2 separate regions of the Homo sapiens genome follow, and region 2 is linked to region 1. A link is an interaction called in ENCODE POLR2A ChIA-PET data of the cell type or tissue named here. Cell type or tissue: OCI-LY7. All regions are shown on one strand. Region 1 overlaps SLC25A25 (solute carrier family 25 member 25). Region 2 has its middle 17 kb from the start of SWI5.

Region 1 (4,000 bases):
CTTCCAGGAGTCCCCGGCACATTTTATGCTACCCAGAAATGTAAGGAACTCGTGGTGAGCCTGGGCCTCCTGCCTCGCCCTGCTGTCCCTGGGGTACCACGGCTGGCTCCAAGTGTCAGGGAGCTCAGCCCAGGGAAAGCCAGCAAGTCCAGGCAGTGAGTAGCCACTGGCCGGTGACCCTCCTGAGGAGCTGGGTCCTCACCTGCTCATAGGCCATGAATTTGATGGCTGATTCGGGGGCAATTTTGAGGACGTTGATGCCATTGCCCCGCCAGAGTGACCTGGCCCCTCCTTCTCGAATCATCTGAGTGAAGCCACCAACGATGCCCATGTTGTTGCTGCGGGAGGCATGGACCTGGGAGGGAGGACCGAACAGTCAGACGGACCCGGGGGGCCACAGGCTGCCTCACCCGGCCAAGAGCCTCTGCTGGCCAACCGGCTGCGGCCAAAGGGAAGGCCCTTTCTTCCGTGCATTTTGAAGACAAGCTTGGAATCATGAGCCCAAAGTAACCCAACACGGCTAAGTGAGGCTCAGCTCCATCGTACTGGGTATCTGCTGGTTGCCAGCCTTGTCCTGAACATCTCCATAAAGATGACTTAAAAAAAAAATCAAGGCTGGGCGCGGTGGCTCATGCCTGTAATCCCAGCACTTTGGGAGGCTGAGGCAGGTGGATCACTTGAGTTCAGGAGTTCGAGACCAGCCCAGCCAACATGGTGAAACCCCGTCTCTACTAAAAATACAAAAGTTAGCCGGGCGTGGTGGCAGGCACCAGTAATCCCAGCTACTTGGGAGGCTAAGGCAGGAGAATCGCTTGAATCCGGGAGGTGGAGGTTGCAGTGAGCCAAGATCGCGCCCCTGTACTCCAGCCTGGGCGACAGAGCGAGACTCTATTTTAGAAAAAAAAAAAAAAAAAAAAAAAAAAAAGGCCGGGAGTGTTGGCTCACATCTGTAATCCCAGCACTTTGGGAGGCCGAGGTGGGCAGATCACATGAGGTGAGGAGTGTGAGACCAGCCTGGCCAACATGATGAAACCTCGTCTCTACTAAAAATACAAAAATTAGCCTGGGGTGATAGCGCATGCCTGTAATAATCCCAGCTACTAGGGAGGCTGAGGCTGTAGAATTGCTTGAACCCAGTGAGGGAGGTTGCAGTGAGCTGAGATCATACCACTGTACTCTAGCCTGGGTGACAGAGCGAGACTGTCTCAAAAAATATAATAATAATAATAATAATAATAATAATAATAATAATTTTTAAAAATCAAAGTTTTTCATTATTAAAAAAACTTAAGACATATTAAAAAATAGAATGAATGCCCACTCAGCTTAGACAATGATCAAACCACAGCCAACCTCTCTCTCCTGCTGCCCCACCCATGCTGGTTTAAAGGCACACGCCAGGCATTTGATTTCACCCAAGGCCTGCTTTCAATCTCTACAACATTCCTGATAATTCTGCTAAAAAAACAAAAGGATGAGGCAGTTGTTCAAGCCCCTATTTTCACAGAGGAGGGGAAGTCCTGGGAGGGAAAGGGGTTTGCTCAAGGCCACAAGAGGGAGGGAGGCAGCTGTGGTGGTGCCCTGGGCAGAGTCCAAGCCCGAGGCATTCTGCCCTGAACCACCTGCTTCCTTTGTCTCTGTGCAACACAGGGAGGCCCAGCAAGGCAGACTGGGGAGAGAAAGGAGGCAGCTCTTCCAAGCCGGGCTCCTGGCACAAGAAGTACTAGGTACGGGCAAGGGGACAAGTGGTGGCCAGTCACCATTCAGACATCAAAGTCCACCAGTGTCGTTGTGTGGGTCAGTTTCACAATTCTGCCTTGACATCAGCCCAGCTTATCTCTGCTGTGTGGACATGGATTTGCGTACCTGGCCAAGGTAATGGCGTGGCTTCCCATTGGCATCTGGGTCAGGTGAGGCTCTGCTGGCCCCAGTGTGGGGTAACGTACACAAAACGTACTTACAGAAATTGGTTCCTGCCTCACCCCAGTCTCGCTAGCTTCACCTGTCCACATTATGCCCCTGTAATGTGATGCCTCAGATAAAATTAGATCCGCTCTGCACAAAATGTCACCTACAGTGACATTTTGGTACCCCCTGTCTGAGCAATAATTCTAGTCTAATTTATTGGGTTAGAAAAGTTTGGGCCCAAAGCAGGCACCAGCCAGAGAAAGGGAAAACTAGCCAAGCAGCATCCCCCAGGTGGAAACTGGCCCCCCAGGGGTCTGGGGCCTTTTCCCTACATACCTGCATGAGCACCTTGAGCCTGTCCAGGGGGGCCGTGCAGGTTCTGGATACGGCCCCTGCCCCACCTCCTGCCACCAGGTGTCTCCACCACATCCCCGTCTGCCTCTCCTCCACTGTGAACTCATCCGGGACCGTTAGATTCTCACCCACATCAAAGATCTGTGAGGAAAGATGGCACAAGCCTGACTCAGGACCCTTGGGGCAAGGCTGCTGGCACCTGTCGCCGTCTACCCTCTAGCACGGCTCCAGGCCAGGGACCACAGGACAGGGAGAAGGCCAAGGACTCTGGGTGGGAAGCGGGCTGGGGTCTTTCCCTTCACTCTGAAGGTAGCAGAGCTCTCACCCCTGCTGGGGTCCTGGAGAGGCACAGGTATAGAACCTCAGCTGAACACAGCCGGGAGGTGCCGGTTAGAAAACCATTCACCGGCCCTTTCCAATGCTGCCAGGGAGCTACTGCAAGAACAGCTCACAGGCCTGTGTGAGATTGCCAGGCTGGCTGCGCTGAAGGGATCAGGCCGGGGTGAGAGCCGTCTGAGATCTCACGTGTAACCAGATCACGCTGGCAGAACATTATGCAACGCCTCAGCAAACACGAGGGCTCGCTGCCTGCGTAACCTTTCTCCGGGTGACATCCGGGCTGATCAGAGCCACCTCTGCTCTGATCCCAGGGCTAAAGGCCAGAGCTCTGGGCCAGCTACTCCCACCCCTGGAGCTGTCCATTTAATCTCACCTAACAAGCCCTGGCCTGGCACTGCGAGAGGCAGATGAGGAGCGCCTCTGGCCTCCCCTCCTGGAGCGGATGGTCCAGAGGGACAGGACTGCACACCAGGACTCAGAGAGGGACACGCCAAGCATGAAGGGCTCGGGGCAGAGACCAGCACAGACTCACATTTCTGAACATGAAACCACAGTGGACGGGGGCGAGAGGGCAGCAAATGTGTGACCGTGGGGACACCTCACAGCTCTGCCTAGGTGTTCTCTGTAGAGTAGCTTCTGCCCCAGCCCCCTCCCACCGGGGGGAAGGCTCATACCAGCTTTGGGAGAACAGACAGCATCATGGGAAGGGGTATTTGAAGTGGCCCATGAGGAGCAGGGAGCAGGGAGCATGTGGGGACGGAGGGTGTTCCTGGAAGAGGAAGCCTGTGTGTGTGAACGATGGGGCTGTTCAGGTTGGCTGGAGTGCCAGAACATGGGGAACATGCGGACAGCTCTACTGGGCTGGCAGAAGAGGGGACAGTCTCCTGTGGAAGAGGAGGTGGCTGGAAAGCCCCAGCTGCACTCTGGGATGGGGACGACTGGGTGACTCTGGGCTAAGGGTCCCTGGGAGCAGATGAGGGCCCTGGGCACGTGGGGCTCACCGTGGAATGCTTCCAGTAGAGGATGATCTCGGGGATGTTTTCCACGGGGTGGAGGAGGTGGTAGTCTCTCCACTCGTTCCAGTCAATGGTCATCGTGCCGTTTTTATCCATGCTGCAAGACAGAGGCGAGGCTGCCCACGTGCCCACATGCCCATCCGCCAGCTGCATCCCCCCACCTCCCAGTGAGCCAAGGGCAGGCATTCGGATGCCCAGAAACCACACGAGGTGCCTCTGCCCCCAGGAGAAAGAGCAGGGGGCTCCACACCCCACTTAGCACAACAATGGCAATATAATGGCCCACAAGAATCCCGCTCTGATCAGGCATGGAAGTCAAGGGAGGCAGTCATGAGCGACATGGATACTTACTAGGTGACAGGGCCCCAGAAATGGCCCGTTCG
Region 2 (4,000 bases), 190 kb before region 1:
CGCGCCCGGCCTTTTTTTTTTTTTTTTTTGAGACAGAGGCTCACTCTGTTGCTTAGGCTGGAGTGCAGTGGTGCCATCTTGGCTCACCGCAACCTCTGCCACCCAGGTTCAAGTGATTCTCTTGCCTCAGCCTCCTGAGAAGCTGGGATTACAGATGTGTGCCACCATGCCCGGCTAATTTTTGTATTTTTAGTAGAGACGGGGTTTTGCCATGTTGCCCAGGCTGGTCTCGAACTCCTGACCTCAGGTGATCCGCCCGCCTCAGCCTCCCAAAGTGCTGGGATTACAGGCAGGCAGCCCTCTCCCACATTCTTACCTGGCTGCCTCCTACTGGACAGACATGGATGTCTCTTCCCCTGGGAAGTTTCCCAGTGTCCCATATTGGTTGGATGCAGCTCCAACATGCTTCCATAACCCTGTGGCAGCATTTTATCTGTATTGTCGTGGCTGCTTGAGTCTCTGACCTCCCGCTGGCAGGTGAGCACTGTGTGGCAGGGACCCAGAGACTGGGGCTCCCCAGCACCTGGCCCTGACAGTTTTTTTGTGTAGGAAGAGGCAAGACCAGCCAGCTCTCCACATAGAGAACATGGTGTAAGGTGAGAAAACCTCAAGGAAGGGCTCACCTCTCAAGGGGCTCCCACCCACTCAGAGCCTGGCCACTTCCCTCTCCTCCTCCTCCTTCACCATAAAACCAGGTGGCCGGCCAGGCGTGGTGGCTCATGCCTATAATCCCAGCAGTTTGGGAGACTGAGATGGATGGATCACTTGAGGTCAGGAGTTTGAGACCAGCCTGGCCAACATAGTGAAACCCTGTTTCTACTAAAAATATAAAAATTAGCCAGGCATGGGGGCGGGTGCCTGTAATCCCAAGTACTTGAGAGGCTGAGGCAGGAGAATCGCTTGAACCCAGGAGGTGGAGGTTGCGGTGAGCCAGGGTTGCGCCACTGCACTCCAGCCTGTGGCAACAGAGTGAGACCCTGTCTTAAAAAACAAACAAACAAAAACACAAAAGACAAACCCATGTGGCCCAGAACATTAAGGGAGGAGAGCAGGTAAGGCACTCAGGCACTCACTGTCTCAGGCAAGGCAAAAGCTGGGCGGCACTGGGTAGGGTGGGGTGGCTCATGCCTGTAATCCCAGCACTTTGGGAGGCTGAGGCAGGTGGATCACCTGAGGTCAGGAGTTTGAGACCAGCCTGACCAACAAGGTGAAACCCAGTCTCTACTACAAATACAAAAATTAGCCAGGCGTGGTGGCGCATGTCTGTAATCCCAGCTACATGGGAGGCTGAGGCAGGAGAATCACTTGAACCCGGGAGGTGGAGGTTGCAGTGAGCTGAGATTGCGCCACTGCACTCCAGCCTGGGGGAGAAGAGCAAAACTCCATCTCAAAAAAAAAATTAAATTAAAAAAAGCTAGGTGGGACCTAAGATACATGAGAGCCTCAGAAGCCCCTCACAGTCCTGGTTCTATCTATCTCCAGTGAGGCCACTAGCACTCACCCAAGACCTAAGGGAACAGGAGCAGAGCCACGTTCATCAAGGCAAATGCTGAGCGTGTGTGAGATGCAGGTGGAAAGGATGTCGTCTGATGTGAATCTGACAAAATCTTGTTCCCAGGGGGCATCTGGTTTGGTAAGAGTCTGTTGTGAGGCTTTGTGTGTGGAATGGGGTTAGACAGACCTGGGTGCTGGTTCCAGCTGCCCCTGACTCACTGTGGGACTTTGATAGGTTGTTTCTGCTCTCGGAACCTGTTTCCTCATCCAAATGGGAACAATTATGGGACTTAGCTCAAAGGTGGTTGTGAAAACCTGTTGACATGAGGAGAAAGTAGGAAGTGTAAGAAATGACAAGGAAATCCCAGAAATGAGAAAGAAATGACAAGGAAATCCCAGAAATGAGAATGCCTGCTGCCTGGGGCCACTGTCACTGAGGCTTGTGCTTTTTGTGTGTGTGTTTCTTTTTGAGACAGAATCTCGCTGTGTTGCCCAGGCTGCAGTGCAATGGTGTGATCTTGGCTCACTGCAACCTCCGCCCCCCAGGTTCAAGCAATTCTCTGCCTCAGCTTCCTGAGTAGCTGGGACTACAGGCATGTGCCCCCATGCCTGGCTCATTTTTTTTTTTTTTTTTGTATTTTTAGTAGAGATGGGGTTTTGCCATGTTGGCCAGGTTGATCTTGAATTCCTAGCCTCATGTGATCTGCCTGCCTCGGCCTCCCAAAGTGCTGGGATTACAGGCGTGAGCCACCACACCTGGCTGTGTGTTTAATCTAGAAGAGCTGATAGATGCAGAAGAGTGTCTGAAGTCTGGACCAGGACCAGAGTACAAGCATGGGACACTTGATGGCAGGGTGTGGGGGTAATGAGTCGCTGTCTAGCACAACCCTAGGAGCCCGGTTGTGGGCAGTTGCCCACCAAATACTCAAAGCACCCTTTGGAGATGGGTCCTTGTAGCTGACTCCCTGTGAAAGATCTGTGTGCTCATTCTTATTTCCCAGCCTCCCTCTTGGTTAGTTTGGGCCAAGTGACTAGTTATAGACAAGGAGCTGTGAGTAGAAGTTATGTCTCCCAAATATGGGGGAGTTGGTTTGGAGTTGATGTGTCTTCATCTCTCTCTTCCCCTGCTGTGGTCACTCTGGTGGCCACATGTTCTGATGGTATAGCTCAAAATAGAGGAGGGCTACCAGACCCTCATTAGACTCTGAGACAAACATACCTTTATTGTGTTCAGCCACAGAGGTTTTGTGGTGGTTTGCTGAGTCGGCTAATGCTAATTACCCTGGTGAATACAGCACTACTATTATCTCCGCTTTATTGGGGCCACGTCAGTTGCCCATAGTCACACAGCTCATAAGTGGGCAGAGCTGAGACTCAAATCCAGGCCTGACTTGCATGGCTTTTTTTTTTTTTTTTTTTTTTTTTTTTTTTTTTTTTTTTTTTTTTTTTTTTTTTGAGATGGAGTCTAGCTCTGTCGCCCAGGCTGGAGTGCAGTGGCGCGATCTTGGCTCACTGCAAGCTCCGCCTCCCGGGTTCACGCCATTCTCCTGCCTTAGCCTCCCGAATAGCTGGGATTACAGGTGCCTGCCACCACGCCAGGCAAATTTTTTATTTTTTATTTTTTTGTATTTTTAGTAGAGACGGGGTTTCACCATGTTAGCCAGGATGGTCTCGATCTCCTGACCTCGTGATCCGCCCGCCTCGGCCTCCCAAAGTGCTGGGATTACAGGCGTGAGCCATTGCGCCCGGCCATGGCTGGTTTTTAGAAACCAAGTTTAACCAGGTTGGCCAGGCTGGTCTCAAACTCTTGACCTCACGTAAGCTGCCTGCCTCAGCCGCCCAAAGTGCTGGGACTACAGGTATGAACCACCATGCCTGGCCTAAAATTTATTTATTTATTTTTATTTTTATTATTTATTTATTTTTTTTTGAGATGGAGTCTCGCTCTGTTGACCAGGCTGGAGTGCAATGGCGTGATCTCGGCTCACTGCGACCTCTGCCTCCCAGGTTCAAGAGATTCTCCTGCCTCAGCCTCCTGAGTAGCTGGGATTACAGGTGCGCACCACCATGCGTAGCTAATTTTTTATATTTCGAGTACAGACGAGGTTTCACTATGTTGGTTAGGCTGGTCTCAAACTCCTGACCTCATGATCCTCCTGCCTCAGCCTCCCAAAAGTGCTGGGATTACAGCCCGGCCTATTTTTATTTTTTGAGAAGGAATCTTACTTTGTTGCCCAGGCTGGAGTGCAGTGGCATGATCTTGGCTCACTGCAAGCTCAGCCTCCCAGGTTCAAGTGATTCTCCTACCACAGTCTCCTGAGTAGCTGGGATTACAGGTGCTTGCCACTACACCCAGCTAATTTTTTGTATTTTTAGTAGAGATGGGGTCTCACCATGTTGGCCAAGCTGGTCTCGAACTCCTGACCTCAAATGATCCACCTGCCTCAGCCTCCCAAAGTGCTGGGATTACAGGCGTGAGCCACTGCACCCAGACCCTAATACATAA

Evidence for each region. Peaks named below come from ENCODE experiments on the same cell type or tissue, not always from the same donor. Only the 100,000 strongest peaks of a DNase experiment are listed, where the experiment ranks them.
Region 2: POLR2A ChIA-PET joins it to region 1 with 5 read pairs; 2 of 35 experiments call an interaction of 5 or more read pairs at or near these places.

The regions. Positions count from the first base shown.
Region 1 is chr9:128,102,084-128,106,083 of GRCh38, reverse strand. SLC25A25 (solute carrier family 25 member 25) reads right to left here. Exons shown (of 11, transcript NM_001330988.2): 4 at 3,969-4,000; 5 at 3,603-3,714; 6 at 2,245-2,403; 7 at 203-355. Among named protein-coding and RNA genes, the nearest start is that of SLC25A25-AS1, 15 kb to the left of the region's middle. In OCI-LY7, CTCF peaks have their summits at 2,115 and 2,321 (motif pointing right); a DNase peak (open chromatin) is centred at 2,333; H3K27ac peaks cover 317 bases.
Region 2 is chr9:128,290,928-128,294,927 of GRCh38, reverse strand. No RefSeq gene overlaps it. Among named protein-coding and RNA genes, the nearest start is that of SWI5, 17 kb to the right of the region's middle. In OCI-LY7, no CTCF peak of the experiment used is centred here; a DNase peak (open chromatin) is centred at 1,607.